Regions from separate parts of the Homo sapiens genome. Here region 1 is linked to region 2. Evidence: read pairs that join two places in POLR2A ChIA-PET (ENCODE). Cell type or tissue: MCF 10A. All regions are shown on one strand. Links, peaks and the distances in the headings refer to the core of each region. The heading gives the core; the rest is flanking DNA.

Evidence for each region. Peaks named below come from ENCODE experiments on the same cell type or tissue, not always from the same donor. Only the 100,000 strongest peaks of a DNase experiment are listed, where the experiment ranks them.
Region 1: POLR2A ChIA-PET joins it to region 2 with 5 read pairs; 7 of 35 experiments call an interaction of 5 or more read pairs at or near these places.

Annotation. Positions count from the first base shown.
Region 1 is chr6:116,374,121-116,379,120 of GRCh38, forward strand. The region is part of intron 1 of DSE (dermatan sulfate epimerase); the gene reads left to right. Among named protein-coding and RNA genes, the nearest start is that of DSE, 5.7 kb to the left of the region's middle. In MCF 10A, for the core only: no CTCF peak of the experiment used is centred there; DNase peaks (open chromatin) are centred at 11 and 2,231.
Region 2 is chr6:116,285,764-116,297,296 of GRCh38, forward strand. It overlaps a transcript of DSE not described here. Among named protein-coding and RNA genes, the nearest start is that of TSPYL1, 12 kb to the left of the region's middle. In MCF 10A, for the core only: no CTCF peak of the experiment used is centred there; no DNase peak of the experiment used is centred there.

The sequences.
Region 1 (5,000 bases), core at 1-5,000, 85 kb after region 2:
GTGTAGGCAAGCTCCAACCTGTTGAGGGTGTGGATTCCAGATCCTCTTTCAGAAGAAACTCCCAAAAGACTAGCATTTTGTGGTTGTAGCATATATTAAATATTACATAACCATTAGCATACTTGAATCATAAATATAGTAAATATTATCCTTTTTCACCACCCCACTGCCCCTTCCCCAAATAAAAAAAGAGAAATACTGTTACTGACTTAGGATGTGTTTGTGGCAGGCCTTTGAGGAGAGCCAGAATCTGTGGTAGAGGGAACTTCATTATAGTGGATACTATTATTCTGTTTGCTGAGGGGGCTGGATCTTTACTATTTTGAAGGAGTGGGTAGGGCACCTGAAGAGATTTAGTGACATAACCCTACTAAAAGAATGTGCCTGAGAAGAGGATAGGACAGTTCTTAAATGCTTACTCTATTTCCTATTGTTTATAACAGAATACTTGAATCTGGGTAGCTTAAGAAGAAAAGGAATTTATTTTTTACAGTTATGGAGCCCAAGTCCGAGGTTGAGGGGCTGCATCTGGGGAGGGCTTTCTTGCCGGTGGGGACTCTACAGAGCTCCGAGGTGATCCAGGACCTCACATGGTGAGGGAGTTGTTCATGCTAGCTCAGGTTTCTCTTCCTGTGAAACTATCAGTCTCATTCCCGTGATTACCCATGAATCCATTAACCTATTAATCCATGAATGGATTAATCATTCATGAGGGTAGAGGCTCATGACCCAATCGCCTCTAGGTCCTACCTTTCAATACTGCCACATCCACATTGGAGGTAAAGTTTCAACATGAGTTTTAGAGGTGGCAGTTATTCAAACCATAGCAAATATGTTAAGGTTTTCTCATGGGATTATGTTATCTTCCCCTATAGTGATTGCTAGAATAAAACTCTCTGGGAGCACCAAATTACCAGCAAATGTTTGGGTGACACAGCAAAATTCTTTATACCTCAAGTTGGTGCCCAACATGGCAATGAGGCAAGTTATATATAAGCCCAGAGTACTGAAAAGGAAAATTATTTTCCTATGAAATTCATATGGTGAATTAGAATGGGAAGTAGAGATTAAAATCCCAAACTCTTGAGGTGTACTGATCGATGTACCATTTGATGATAACAATAATGAAGAATGTATGTTTCACAAAGTCTTCTCAACTCTAATGCCCCATTCTAATAGGAAATATGCTTTTAAAAATTAAACTGTTCATTAATTGGATAGTATGTTTAATTGAAATAATTTTTCTTTAAAGAAAAATCTTTCTTCCTAGCTACTTGGGAGGCTGAGATGGGAGGATCACTTGAGCCCAGGAGTTCGAGGCTGCAGTGAGCTATGGTCACACCACTGCACTCCAGCCTGGGCGACAGAGCAAGATCCTGCCTCAAAGTCTTTTTTATGTGTATGGTAAATAAATGTATCCCAAATTTCTATCATCTCACTTTAGTGTTTCACAACTTCTAGTTATGTATAGAAGAGTGGCTTGATTAGTTGATGCTGAAGTCTTGCAGAAAAGAATCAAACTAGAAAGAGAAATACAAGGTATTGTGCATAGGATAGCAGGACCATTACTATTAGTAAACTCTCACTTATAAATTCATATGCATTTAGAGAATTGCCGTAAAGGAAAATCCCTGAACATACATCTACATAAATACTTGCATTTTGAAATTGCCCAGTACTTTTAACTTTTTTTTCAAAGAATTCAAATATTTTAATATTTTAGTGTAGTAGAAATGGACAGTGATATAGAGCTAGTGTCTTACCCTCATTTTAGGGGTATGGAAATGGAAATACTAAAGGTAAAAGACTTGTCTTTCATTTTCAAGTCATTAGTGGTATACCTTAAATAGAAGATTAACTTAAATTACACATTTAATCCTACTTTTATCCCTTGTGACTCCAAATTCATATTATTAAAGACTCTAACATTTTATTTTCCTGTTGTCTACTTTATTATCCCTTTTACTACTCACTACTCCTCATGAACCATCAGCTCCCTAAAATGCTTATGTGCTTCCTAGACTAATGTAACTGGCTATTTACAGACCCCCTTTCCGCAGCCCCGTCCTCTTCCACTTCTCTCTATCTCTTCTCATGCCTTCTGAGGATTCCATTGTGGGGCCACTTCTAATTCCTGCAAAGCCCTGGGCCGATTGCTCAGTTCTCATTAGCTGGCTTCAGGATTTTTACCTTTACTGATTGTGTTCCTTACTTCTGCCATGTGTAGGCAAGTTCCAGCCTGTTGAGGGTGTGGATTCCAGATCCTCTTTCAGATGCCCAGAAGAGTATAAACCTGCTGGAGGAAAAGTGTTCAGAGAGCCTGTTAGAGATCACAAAGAAGAAGGGAATGATTTTAATTTGGAAAGAGAAGAAAAGATTATTGAGGCGATCTGTTTATTTCTTGAATGGAGTAGTTTGTTCAGTCTTTAATTCAGAATAACATATGAAATTTAATGTGTACTGATTACCACTGGATTTCCTTCTGTTTGCTTCAGCTCCCTTGGAATATTTTGTAAACATGATTTTGGTAGTGTTATCATTAAATGTTAGTAAATAAGTCCTGAAAGAACAGAATTTGCCCTTCAGTAATATGTAGAAGCTATGAACAATACTGACAAATAAGCATAATTTGCTTTGGCATTTTATATTTGGGAATAGTTATACCTATTAGGTAAGTGTAGTCTTGTTAGAGAAAATATAACAAAAGACATATAGGCAGTTGGCTTTCAATTACATATATGTGACATATCCATTGTAGATTATTTATGTTCATCTGCTTTGTCCAAGACAGAGTCAGAAAGAGTTTGCAACTGAATGTATGTGTCTGCATGCCAACCCCCACCTTTTGAGTTTTATTTCTAGACTTAATAGTTTCTCTCCTCTCAGTGCGAACGATAGCAGAATAATCATATAGAAATCCCCAGTGTGTGTATAAATTAGCATTCATGCTCTTTTAGTAGAAATTGAATAGGTATACAGTCAGTTTAAGAAGCTGTCCTTTAAATCTTTCCATTTGAAATATTCGTAGAGTTTTAAAGTTGTGTTTGTTGCTTAAGTCAGGGCTTTGCATTTTTTATCATGCATAACAATAACAAACTTAGCTACTAAATAATAGGCATTTAATGCGTACAAACATTATACCGCAACAAAGTTGAATCAGTACTTCCTAACTTTTAAAAAGGAATTTGTAAAGGAAATAGGCTCACCAAGCTTGTGGGTCTGTAATGTTTTTATTGATGAAGTACGAAGGCAATATATCAGCCTTATTGTTGCTGTCAAATGGCTGTTGCAAGAAAAATGATGTTTGTTAGCAGTTCCTGAAGTAGGTAGCAACATTAGTGTTGTGTAAGTTTTTTTTTGTAAAATGCAGTAATCTGCAGATGATGTCGTGAATCCATATACATTGCTCATTTAAAGAAATAACTGACTAGAAATGGACACTTGTTTATAGAGTAGTCCTTTAGACTGGGGTACTGAAAGGGATTTCTAGAATTTTTCAGTTTTAGAAATGAGAAATGACAGTTTCTGTCACTGAGAAAATTGCCTCAGTGACAAATACTCAGGAATTTCATGATAAAAATCAGTAGGTCATTTAAAAATACTTTACACCAAGGTGCACTCAATATCCAACACGGTGTAGAGCAGTAATGAAGACCAAGGTACCCGCTGTAATACAACCTTGTTTACCTTCTAGACAGTTCTGACTAAACTTTTATTCTTGAAGCTGTGCTATTTTTGTCATTTTAATATATGTGAGGACAGACTATATCCAATGAATTTCTAGAATTTCACAAATTCTGGGGAAAAATCTTTTCCTGGGACCTTTGCAGTTTGATGATATCATTCCAGGTGGTATGAATGGGGGCAGGCTCACCAACCCCATGGGTAATCAGACTTGGGCCAACTGGATTTTGGAATCACCTGCAGTGTTTACATTTCTCCCAAGGAGGGTAGGGACCTGTCAGGAAGGAAAAAAGTAGCCTGAAAGGGAACGTTGAACAGCTGTTTTCCATCTTCCCTGAAGAAAAGAAGGGGGAAATTAACTTAAAGCAAGCATCAAGAAGGATTTATGGTAAATACAGGGAAGTTTTTCTGAATGCTTTTATCCTTTAGGATGGATTTCTGAAAAAGGCCTTTGAATTCTTTTCTGTTTAGAAAGGTTTAAATGGGGTTGCCTTGAAGGGATGTTAAATTTATCTTCTGGGGCTCTAATTTATGACTTCTGCTTATTTAAAGTTGAAAATCTTAGAAATTAGAAATGATTTAAATATGTGAATATAGAAGAAAATATTTTAATGTTTTACATAGAAGATGCCTTTACATTTTCTACTTGGTATTTTTATAAGAACAAAGTATTTATTGACTGGTTAAATATTGATCATATATAAGATCAATCTTTCATTGAGGTAAACATTGCAAAACTCCTCCATCCCCTGCTTAATCTGTTTTCTCCCAAACAGGTCATTTTTCCTCCATATTTCTCTTTTTTATTTTTAAAAATTTTGAAGAAACATTTAATTAATAAATATCTATATTCCAGGTATACAACCTAAGTATTTGATATTCATATGCATCATGTAGTGATTGTCACAATCAAATTAATTAACACATCCATCACCACCTTACTGTACCTTAAGTCCCCACCCACATTTCTTTTTTATTCTAGATAACCTTGTTTTTTTTAAGTCTTGTCTTTTACCATTCTCTACATCATTTTCTATGGTAGAACCAGACTGGTAGTGAGAGGGAAAGGATCTCAGTGGTTGCATGAATGTAGGGGGCATTCATCAGTCATGTGATTAAAATATGGGTGTTGCCCATGTAGGAAAGAACCTGGAAACTTCTGTCATACCATGCTTCTTATTGCAGTGTTTATGGTTAAAAACAATAATGGTGTTTTTATAAATAGAATGCTAACTTTATTTTATTTTGTTAAGAAGATGCAATCTCCAGCAGAATTGATCCCATGGTTTTAGGCCTGTGGTTCTGTTTTTTTCTCA
Region 2 (11,533 bases), core at 3,095-8,094:
TTATTCAATAGGGAATCCTTTTCCCATTTCTTGTTTTTCTCAGCTTTGTCAAAGATCAGATGGTTGTAGATGTGTGGTATTATTTCTGAGGGCTCTGTTCTGTTCCATTGGTCTATATCTCTGTTTTGGTACCAGTACCATGCTGTTTTGGTTACTGTAGCCTTGTAGTATAGTTTGAAGTCAGGTAGTGTGATGCCTCCAGCTTTGTTCTTTTTGCTTAGGATTGTCTTGGCAATGCGGGCTCTTTTTTGGTTCCATATGAACTTTAGAGGAGTTTTATCCAATTCTGTGAAGAAAGTCATTGGTAGCTTGATGGGGATAGCATTGAATCTATAAATTACCTTGGGCAGTATGGCCATTTTCAGGATATTGATTCTTTCTATCCATGAGCATGGAATGTTCTTCCATTTGTTTGTGTCCTCTTTTATTTCGTTGAGCAGTGGTTTGTAGTTCTCCTTGAAGAGGTCCTTCACATCCCTTGTAAGCTGGATTCCTAGGTATTTTATTCTCTTTGAAGCAATTGTGAATGGAAGGTGAACTCACTTTCTTAAAATGTGTAACCATCATTGATGTTAACTTGATACACAATTTTCTTCTCTCTTCCCTCTTTCCCCTATCCACAAGCATATTAATATAATATTTGTAAGGAAAGTACCCAATTATTTTCTTTCTTTTCAGAGGAGAAGCAGTTATTGATGATCCCCAAATTCAGTATTTTCTCAACTCTATCAGACTGAATGCCATCTTTTTATAACAGATATCTTCTAAAAGAGTCTTTACTTTCCTTAAATGAAATTTATAGATAATATAACCTGCCTACACAGGTAAATAGAAAAACATCAATATAATCACATCATAAAAGAGAAATAAAAGTAATTTATAATATTGTCTATTTTGATATGTAAGGACATTAACATTGCCTACACTGTAAGAAATAGCAAAGTGATTAGAAAGTTATACTTGTTGATATAATCACCATGGATGGAGACTGATATGGGTATGTTTTACCTGTGATTCAAATACCATGGTGATGAGGTTTTCTGAAATGGTGACCCAATCTTTGTTAAGTTCTATAAAAGAAAAAGGAAAAGCTCCCCTTGGTACATGTTACTGTATTTCTTCCATTATAGGAAATACATTTCACATTTCTTAAATCAGGATGTGTCTTACAAGCACTGTCAGCCATGTGTCAGTCATTGCATCATTACCATCATCACTGCCTGAGCATGTGTGTATCCGGTTATTGTTACCAATTTCTGGACAAACTAAAGATCATCTGAAGAAAGAATATGTGCTGTTTGTTGCCTTAAAACTTTCCATTAATCTCTTTGAAAGACTCAAAAAAGTACTGACATCAAAACTTACAATAATTTATGCCTGGCTTGAATTAAAACTCTTCTAGACAGAAGAGTTGAGCACTGTTCTAGGAAATATTGCATCATCAAAACACTTGATAGCAGAGAGGATAGTATTGCTTGGAAAAAAATATGGATATTGACACCTCTGAGCCAAACTTTCAGTAAATTTTGTGAATATGAAGTTTTATGAATACCTTAACAATTTATTTTGCTTTTCCCTTTCCTTTCATTTATTTCCAAGTATGATATTTTATTTCTGTCTAAAGCCTAAAAGAGTTCTTTTTAAAAACATAAAATAATTATGTATAAGAATGCATCATGTCATAGTTTAATTGGCAGTGTTTTTTCTCCTTGTCTTCCTTTCTTGGTGATACTTAAATAATACTTTGTTTTACAATTGATGTCTCAAATTAGATGAAATACCATAATTTCCTTCCTGGAAAGTTTATTGCACATTAAATCAGTGTAAACATGTTTAGTGTTTATATGTAAAATGTTAAATTCGAGGCTCAGATAAATATAAATAGGTTTTCCCTCTGGGAAGGAGAGCATTTTTTGTTGAGGGAGACTTCCCTTGGATAGTATGATATCTAGCATCCATGACACCACCTAATAAAAGTAGCAACTCTCATTTTTTGTAATTACTAAAATTCACATCTACAAACTTCCAAGACATCCTTAAGGAAGGTGCAGCTCCTGCTGAGATTGTCACTTTTAAATACTGCTAGGCATGTCATTCCTATTGATGCTCACTAGAGGGAGCAACTGGTCTTTAAGAAAGTGATGTATCTAGTCTCTGATGGAAGAACTATGGGATGGTCTTTCACTATAAATTAAATACTTTTTTATTTAAATTGAATCACAAACTTTTATTCCCACTAAGCTGTAATTGTTACAATGTATTTTTCTCAGACAAGTTTAGGTTTATTATGATGGCTCCAATACTCAAATTGTTTACGTATCTCATAGGAGCCTGCCTACAAAGTCCCTACGCAGTCATGAATCTGATTTCAAGTTACAGCTCTCCTACTCACTAGCTGTTTGACTGGAGCTAGTCATCTTTCTGAGCCACAATTTCCTCATAGGTAAAATGGAGATTATAATACATATTTCACAAGCCTATTATGAAAATGAAATAAGATATATATAAAGTGTACTATAAGCTTTCAATGAATAGAAGATGGTAATATTATTTGTATTATGCTAAAACTTAGGCATATTAAAGTTAGACTATTGTGCAAGGTATAATCTGGCACTAAATTTTCAATTTCCTGTACACAGCTAACTATATAGAATTTCAGAGAAGAATATAATCCCTGTGGATTAGAGTGGTCAGTGGAAGAAATGAGCCTTGACTTATATTCTGCTATGGGTGAGCATTGAATAGCTTGAGAAAGAAGTGGGGCGTGAGGACATAGTAACCATACTTGTCCACTGCTCCAGCTATTTCAACATGCATTCAAGACCTGCACTGTCCAATACTATAGGCACTAGCCATATGTGTCTATTTTGATTTAAATTAATTAAAATGAAGTAAAGTAAAAAATTCAGTTCATCAGTCACACTAATTACATTTCAAGTACTTATTAGCAACATCTGACTAGTGGCTGCTATATTGGATCTCATGCAACATTTCATCATGGCAAGAAGTTTGTTGGACAACATTATTCTAGACATACAGCATCTTCAAGTGGTGGAAAAAGGTGTAGTTGCTGGAACTAAAATGCCATACCACAGAGGTAGCAGGCACACATTTTATAAGAGTCTTAAGGGAAAAAAACACCTTTTGAAATTCATACTAGCAGCATTTTTGAGCAAAAATTTTGTGTGTTTATAATTGGGAGTATATAAGTAGAAGTACTTATCCACTGGCTCACATAACATAAAAAGGATAATCCAAATATTATGTTGCTTCACTATAAAACTTACATATTTAAAATAAGTTACAAAAATCTGAGCCATTACCCTTCAGAGAGAGGAATGAAGCTAAATGGGTCAAATTCAGGAAGTGTTAGTTGAAAAATATGTGTAATTAAATTAGTTATTTAAATAACCAATAAAATGTGTACTTGGTGGGACAAACCCCTACTGTATTTTTAGTAAGGTAAAATGGTAAGGTATAATAATTTAAAAGAAAATTTAAAAATAATGTACATGAAACAATGAAAATACTTGCATAGATTTTTTAAAGTCACTATGAATCATAGTGATTTGTTTGTTACTATACCAAAAATTCACAGTCAAGCCATTTAATAAACATGACTGTTATATGTGAAAGCATCTCAATATCCTAAGATTAAGCAATTTCATGCAAAGGAAATATTTCTGTGTATTTTTTAGGTAGTATTTAGATCTGCAGCTAAAACCCTTTAAACATTTTGTTAGTTGCCATTCATTTAAAACTCCAGAGCTCATGTATCATACAAAAATATCAGAAATTTCTTTTTTAAATGGAAATATAGTCCTAGGGTCAAAGAACCTTTTCAGAACAACTAGACCTTCATGATAAAAAAAATAAAAATAATAAAAAGTAAAGAAAACCAGCCCTCTTGTTTTAAAACAAAATTCATCAAGGTCATTTACTACTTTCCACATACAAATTGATTCAATATGAAAAGTTCATATTATGGTATCCAGCTTAATACTTTGGTTGTCATAACACTTCATCCATTAGCTGAGAACTCTGCCTTGTGAGTTCTTTGGCTCTGAGACTATATTATAACTTCACTGGGTTTGTAAGCAAGCCATTCTATGCACATCTGTTTTAAAAATGTGACAGGTTGATTTGAAAAATACCATATTTCATTCATCATCATAAATAGAAATATTTATATTTATTGAATATTTACTACATAATAGATACTGTGTTAAATGCTTTTCATATATTATTTAATTGCCTCACCCCTCCATTACATAGGTAGTATTCACCCTGTTGTGAAGATTAAGAAATCCCAGAGATATCAGGTGACTTGCCTAAAGTTACATGACTAATAAGTAATGGAGTATGGATATAAACCCAGTTTATTGGCTTCAAAGCTCTTTGTACTATGCCATGTTGCTTTTCTGATTTCTTGAAATCTTTGACAGTAACCGGGGAACTCAAGGGTTACTGCCACCTATTTTCTAATAACTTCGTTTTCTTGGATCTGTATCATTAGTGCCTAGCACCTAGAAGATTCTTAGGCAGTGTTGGCTGCATTGATTGAATGATTCCACACTGATGGCTAGCTTAAACAGCCATGGAAACTTTAATTATAATATATTAATCTAAACAGGACATATGGTTTTTAGGAGTTAAGTGCCCTCAGGGGAAGCATTTACTAAATGTGGGGCACATTTTAAAAGTAATATCTCCTGCTACTGCTGATATTTCTAAATTAACAGTATTTCTAGATTCTCAGACTTGGGGTTCAGAGATTTCACTTGCTGATTAATTAATTCAAGGATATAAGAGCTCTAGCAAATAAATATTTTATTAATTTGTACTGTTCTACACTCAGGAGCAATTATTGAAAATCAAGGTTTGTTATCAGGAAATACATGAAGTCTTATTTGGAAATAATTCCTTAAAACTCATCCTGAGAAGAGACAATCTGCATCCTTCCCACTTAGTATATCATCTACCCATTTGTGGTCTCTCATAATTGGAAATATTTCCCTAATTCCAAAAGCAGAAAGGAATCCTCTTAACTGCTAACTTCTCTCCCAAAGGGAGAAACTTTTTCCAGCCAACCTCAGTGAAATTGTTGATTGAATGCTGATCCTAGAACTGCATTATGAATGCAAAAAAGTAAACAAAGCACCCATTCTAAGTTTGCTCAATTTTCTGGCCACCACTGTGCTCTGCAATGTCATCTGTAGCACAGAAGATTGGAGGCGTAGACTTGAGACCAGACCACTTCGTCTGTTCTTTCCAAACTCTCTAAATTCAAAACATTTGTTGAGGTTTATGCAGGACACAAGAGTTGTGGGATGGCATACAAAAATCTGAAAGTCATGGACTTTGTTCATTAGGGACCACAGTGTTGTGGAGAAGATAGACACAGAAACACATAATTATAATACCAGATGAAACAAACAATTATAATACCAGATGATACCAATAATTATAATACTAGGAGAGTGTTGTTCCAGCAAGAGAGATGTGGACAAAGGGCTTTGGGTGCACAGAATAGGAAATTTGTATTCCTATATTGATAAGAGAGCTTGGTAAGAATTCAGAGGTGATAATTTTGAGATGAGTCCTAATAAGAAAAATAAAATTATAATAAGAGAGAGGGGGTGAAAATTCCAGGTTGACTAAAATACCCTGAACAAAGACTCAAATACAAGTAGAAGTCCAGCCAGCTTGAGGAAATGACTGAAAGATAGGGAGATTAGTTGGGGGTGATGGTTAGGTAAAATGGAATCTGATAGTTAAAGGCTTTTTATTATACATTATTATATGTTTATGATATATTAAATATAATTATATATATACATATTTGTTAATCCTATGGGTATTAGAGGATATTGGAGGCTTTTAAACAGGGGATTGACATGGACAGTGTCAGAAAATAATATTAATTGCCATATGGAAAATGATGTGAAGGTTATATGATTAAAGGCTGGGATATCAGTTGTGAAGTATTATAAAAATGCAGGCAAGGGTAGATGAGGATATCTTTAGGAATGTAGTAACTGACAACAGAATATGTCAGATAAATTGTAGAACCAATTGAAAAACTAGATATGAAAGTAGACAAGAAGTTAAGGAAGACTGATTTGTTTAGTTTGGGTAACAAGGATGGGTGGAAATGTGATTGAGTTATGGAATACAGGAAGAAGATCGGGTTGTAGTGGGAGGAGAGATCAACAGTTCAGCTACAGACAAGGAGAGTTTCATGTGACTCTAGGGAGATGTTGGGTATTTGTAGATCAGATAGATTTGGGTATTTGTAGAGCAGGAGAAGAGTGGGGTTTACAGTTAGACTTGGAAATCTTGAGTGTTTAGGTGATAGTTGACATCATCAGAGTGGACGAGAACACCAGGAAGACAAGTAGAGGAAGAAGAAAGGAAGGCCAAAAATAGAGCTCTGAGGAACACTGACGTGAAAGAAACAGATGAGGTGGCACAAGTAGAGGAAACTGAGAAATAGCCATTAGAGGTAGGGAAAGAACCAGAAGAGTGTTGTTTCAGTATGCAAGGGAAGAATGGACTTCAGGAAGCTAAGGTTCAAGGGATGCAGCCATATTGAGTGAGATGAAGACTGGGAAGAAAAGTTTCCGAATTGGGCGGCAGCTATACAGCATGGGTGTCTTTAGTGAGAGCAATTTCAGAAAAGTAGCAAGACAGAAAAATTGCAGAGTTGAAAAAATGAATGATAAATGAACATATAGATAGTGTGTGAGGCCAGTTCTTTCATAATTGTCAGTATAGAAAAGGGGAAAGACTGGATGACAAGTTCAAGGAGATGCAGGGTTGAGGGAAGAATGTTTGTAGGGAGCAGCATTGTTGGGAGCAGAGTAAGGATCTGATTATTACACTGAAGTGTTGAGGAAGCAAACAAACAAAAAAAAAGAAAACAAACTGAATGTCAGTAAGTAGAAGAAAGGTTGGATAAATTATGGCATGTTTATACAACTGAATATTACGTAACCTTTAAAAGGAATAAATTGGATCCAAAGTAGTGACCTGGAAAAGCATCCATGTTAATTAGAAAGATGTAAAAGAACATTGCAGACCAATAAGTATATGCTAATTATATTTTAATAAATATTAGCTGACACCCTTGTATCTATATAAATGCAAGAAATATTAAGAAAGGATGTGTACCCAGTTGCCAACAGTGGTGATCTCTGGGGGATGAGGATGGGAAGGGGACTTTAGCTTATTGCTTCTTAGAATTTTAAAGAGAGGTGGTGACATTAGGAATGACTTTTACACATTGGATTTAAAATATTTTTCAGACAAACATTAAAGAAAACCCTCTCATACAATGATGAGATAATTTAACTTTATATAATTAACTACAGAATTCAAAGAAGAAAATAACATAAACGAACACATTTGCTTTAATAAGTTATTGGGCTTGTATTTAAAGCTGAAGCAAAAACATTTGCTCAGATGTGATATTGAGTTCAAGGTGAATTAAAGGTTTTTCCTTTTCTTTTTTTCTTTTTTTTTTTTGACACGGAGTCTTGCTCTGTCACCAGACTCGAGTGCAGTGGCGTGATCTCAGCTCACTACAACCTCTGCCTCCCAGGTTCAAGCTATTCTCCTGCCTCAGACTCCCAAGTAATTGGGACTACAGGTGTGCTCCACCATGCCCAGCTAATTTTTGTACTTTTGGGAGAGACAGGGTTTCACCATGATGGTTTGTTTTTCTTAATTCTGGAAGATGAGGCCAATATTTGTTTGAAGAGTGATTTAAAATAGCTGAAATTCAGTCAAAAACTTAATTTACTGGGTTGTACCTCTTTATTATGAAGTATTGGTTGCTTTTAAAATGAGCTAGAGGCCAGACATGGTAGCTCACATCTATAATCTTAACACTTTCGGAGACAAAGGCAACAAGATTGCTTGAGCTCAGGAGTTCAAGATCAGCCTAGGAAACATAGCGAGACTTTGGCTGTACTAACAATAGAAAAATTAGTCAGGCATGGTGGTGTCTGGAGGCTGAACTGGGAGGATCACCTGAGCCAGGGAGATCAAGGCTGCAGTGAGCTATGATCACGCCACTGCACTCCAGCCTGGGTGACAGAATGAGACGTTGCCTCAAAAAGAAATAAAAAGAGCTAGAAGTGACCTTGGTGATCTATTTGGTAATATTTCTTTTGTCTAAAGTATGTTTTTAAAATATATATACAATTAGTAACTAGCTAATAGTTAATAAATATGTCTATTTTTAGAAAAATTTATTATTTTATTTTCTATTTTTGAGACAAGGTCTCACTCTGTCACCCAGGCTGGAGTGCAGTGGCATGATCACAGTTCTCTGCAGCCTCGACCTCCTGGGCTCAAGCAATCCTCCCACCTCAGCTTCCCAAGTAGCTAGGACTACAGGCATGTGCCACCATGCCAGTTAATTTTTTAATTTTTTGTAGAGATGAGGTCTTGCTATGCTGCCCAGGCTGGTCTTGAACTCCTGGGCTCAAGGGATCCTTTTGGTTCAGCCTCCCAAAGTGTTGGGATTATAGGAGTGAGCCACTGTGCCTGGCCAAAAATGATTTTATATGGAACACTTAGAAGCAGGGTGCTGGAATTAGCAAAAAACAGTTTTCAAGTTAAACGTAGTTTAGTAATCAGAATTGTATTGACAGTAACAGATTCATTGTAAAATAGAAATGCTCCTATATTCATACATTAGTTTAAGTAAGTTAAATAATCTGTAAACCAACTTTCTTGGATTGAATTCTGAGGTCAAGCCAGGTTAATAGAAGGGTCAGGGAAGATAGGAAAGCCATAAATATGGTTCTTAAAGCTTGTGGGCACAAGAACTCTTGGAATGAAGGTAGATAGGGGAAGTATTTGTAAAGGGAAGTGAGAAGATGTCAGGAAAGTCCTGCAAGTGGGTACCTGAATCATGGCATTACCAGTGGTTTAGCATATCAGAACCTCAGCCCAGAGTTTCACCATCTAGTCTCTGGTCCCATCCCGAAGCCAGAAAGAACATAAGGAAAAAGAGGAGATGTGAATAACAAGTCTCTCCTCCAATTTCCTCTCACCCCATCTTTATTACCAATTACCAGTGGAAAGCAAAATGATATATGCAGAACACCCCATCTCAAAGCCCTAAAGGTGGTTAAATGAGTAGACTACTCACCAACTCCTTACTGAGCACTTCCTATAGTAAGTATGATAAGTGATGAGGATTTAACGATAAAAGACACTGTTCATGCCCTCGAGAGACTGCCCACGGTGGGGTGGAGGGTGATTTGGAAATAAATCATACTGCAGTGTGAAAACAGGAATATTAGGTATATTCTACCAAGTACAAGCTGAACACAGAAAAAAAGACCTACTGATTGCTGTGGCGGTTGGAGGAGCTTCCTAGAAGAAGAAAGGACACTTGTGCTAGGACTTGAAGGCAGAAGAAAGGTGGGAGAGGAGAAGATGGGAGGAGATAGGTTCAGGGAACAGCCTAGGCAAAGGTGTGGAGGGTTGTGGGGAGAGAGCGGGAGAGTGGATGAGGAAGGAAGGCTTGAATGTGGCTTGGCTTATATTTGAAGGACTTTGAGACTCGCTGTGGAGTATTATGTTCTGCTGTGGTCATCCTATTAAACCCTGACTACATCCATTGATTTTTTTTCCTATTTAAAATTTCCTATTTAAAATATTTCCTTCCAAACATTTTTTAATTTCAAGGTCTTTATGTAAGATGAGATGTGATCCAACAACTATACTAGCCCACATGTGAAATGACAAGGCAGAAACCACAATACAGAAAATAAAATAAAACAGCCTTAATTTAAATATTTAAAGTAGAGCTGTCTAGATTTTCAGAAAGCAATAATGTGTCTCCTGGAAATTGACTGATATGTTTTTTGACACTGTTAGTTTCAGTTATTTTTCAAGGCATCACTAAACCCTGGAAGAGAACAGTCTTAATTTATAGTTTAAGTAGGTTTATTTAAGGGGAAAAAGAAAATTGCAAGATGTCATTTTATTTCCATTCCAAAAATAAGCATAACATTATCATAGAAGCCTCTTTGAAAGTAGAACTTCATTAATTGGGACTCCACTGAGGAAAATTTTTCCATAATCTCATCAGTTTTGCCTTTGCTTAGCAAACCATCATTTTATGATTATCATAAACCAATAATAAACTAGGCATATTGGAATTATATTTACAATATGAAAGACAGCACTTTTCATTCAACCTCATCAATCTTGGAAACCTATTTTTTCATTAAATAAATATTTCTGAAATCACTAAAATGTGCCTGGTGACATTCTACATACTGGGGATATATAGCTGTCCCTTGGTATCCAGGGGAATTGGTTCCAGTACCCCCTCAGATACCAAAATCCATGGATGCTGAAGTCCTTGATAGAAAATGATGTAGTATTTGTGTATAACCTACACACATCCTACCCTATACTTCAAATCATCTCTACATTATTCATCATATCTAATACAATGTAAATGATATGTAAACAATGTTATACTGTATTATTTTTTAATTTGTATTATTGTTTACTGTTACGTATTTTCTTGAAATATTTTCAATTCATGGTTGGTTAAATCTGTAGATGTAGAACCCTTGGATATGAAGGGTGGACTGTGGGGTTGAACAAGACATGCTAAATCCCTGCCTATTAGGAGTTTATATTTTGATGCGAGGAGAAAGATAATAAATATGAAAACATAAAAAGATAATTTGAAGGACCCAAGAAATGCTCTAAATAAAGTAATTTAAAAGTGTGACTGGGGCTAAGGTTTTGTGTGGAGGTGATATTTAAGTTAGACCTGAGTGGTGAGAAGGTGTCAGATGTAAAGATCCACTAGGAATTACATTATAAGTGGAATGAACAAAGGAGCAAAGACCCTGAGACAGGTTTAGTTAACAAAAAAGAAGAGTAGTGTGGCTGAGTAGTGAACATCCTTATTTTGGAAATGAGGTCAGAAAGATGAAGATGGTCAGATCATGTGAGGCTTTAAAGGCTATAAGGAAGCTGGATTTTATTCTAGTTACAATGAGAATCTGTTTGGATTTTTGGTAGGGTGAGGGTAGGGTGAATTTTTGGTAGAGTGAGAATCTGTTTGAATTTTTGGTAGGGTGGATTCGACATAATTGAATTCATGCTTTGGAAAAATCATTTGCGCTGTTTTGTGGGGATTGGGTAGGGAGGAAGAGTTGAGGCAGGAAAGCTGCTGAAGTAGTTGCTGCAGTGGTCCAGGGAAAGTGGCTTAAACTAGGGTTGTAGCTGTAGACACTGTGAGAAGTGGTAAGACTCAGAATATGATTTGGGTAGGCAAAGTATAGTGGAGATGTTGGTGCTCTGTCCATATCCCTTTGCATGCACTGTTTCAGTGTGTGCTGACGGCTTCCTACTGCCAGGCCAGAATGCTAGGGAATTGATACCCTAGGAGCCATCCTTAGCCAAAGTCAACCCTAGGAGCCGTCCTTAGCTAAAGTCAGATGGGAGTTGGAGGAGGAACATTCCAGCTTCCTCTCCTCTTGGGTGGAGA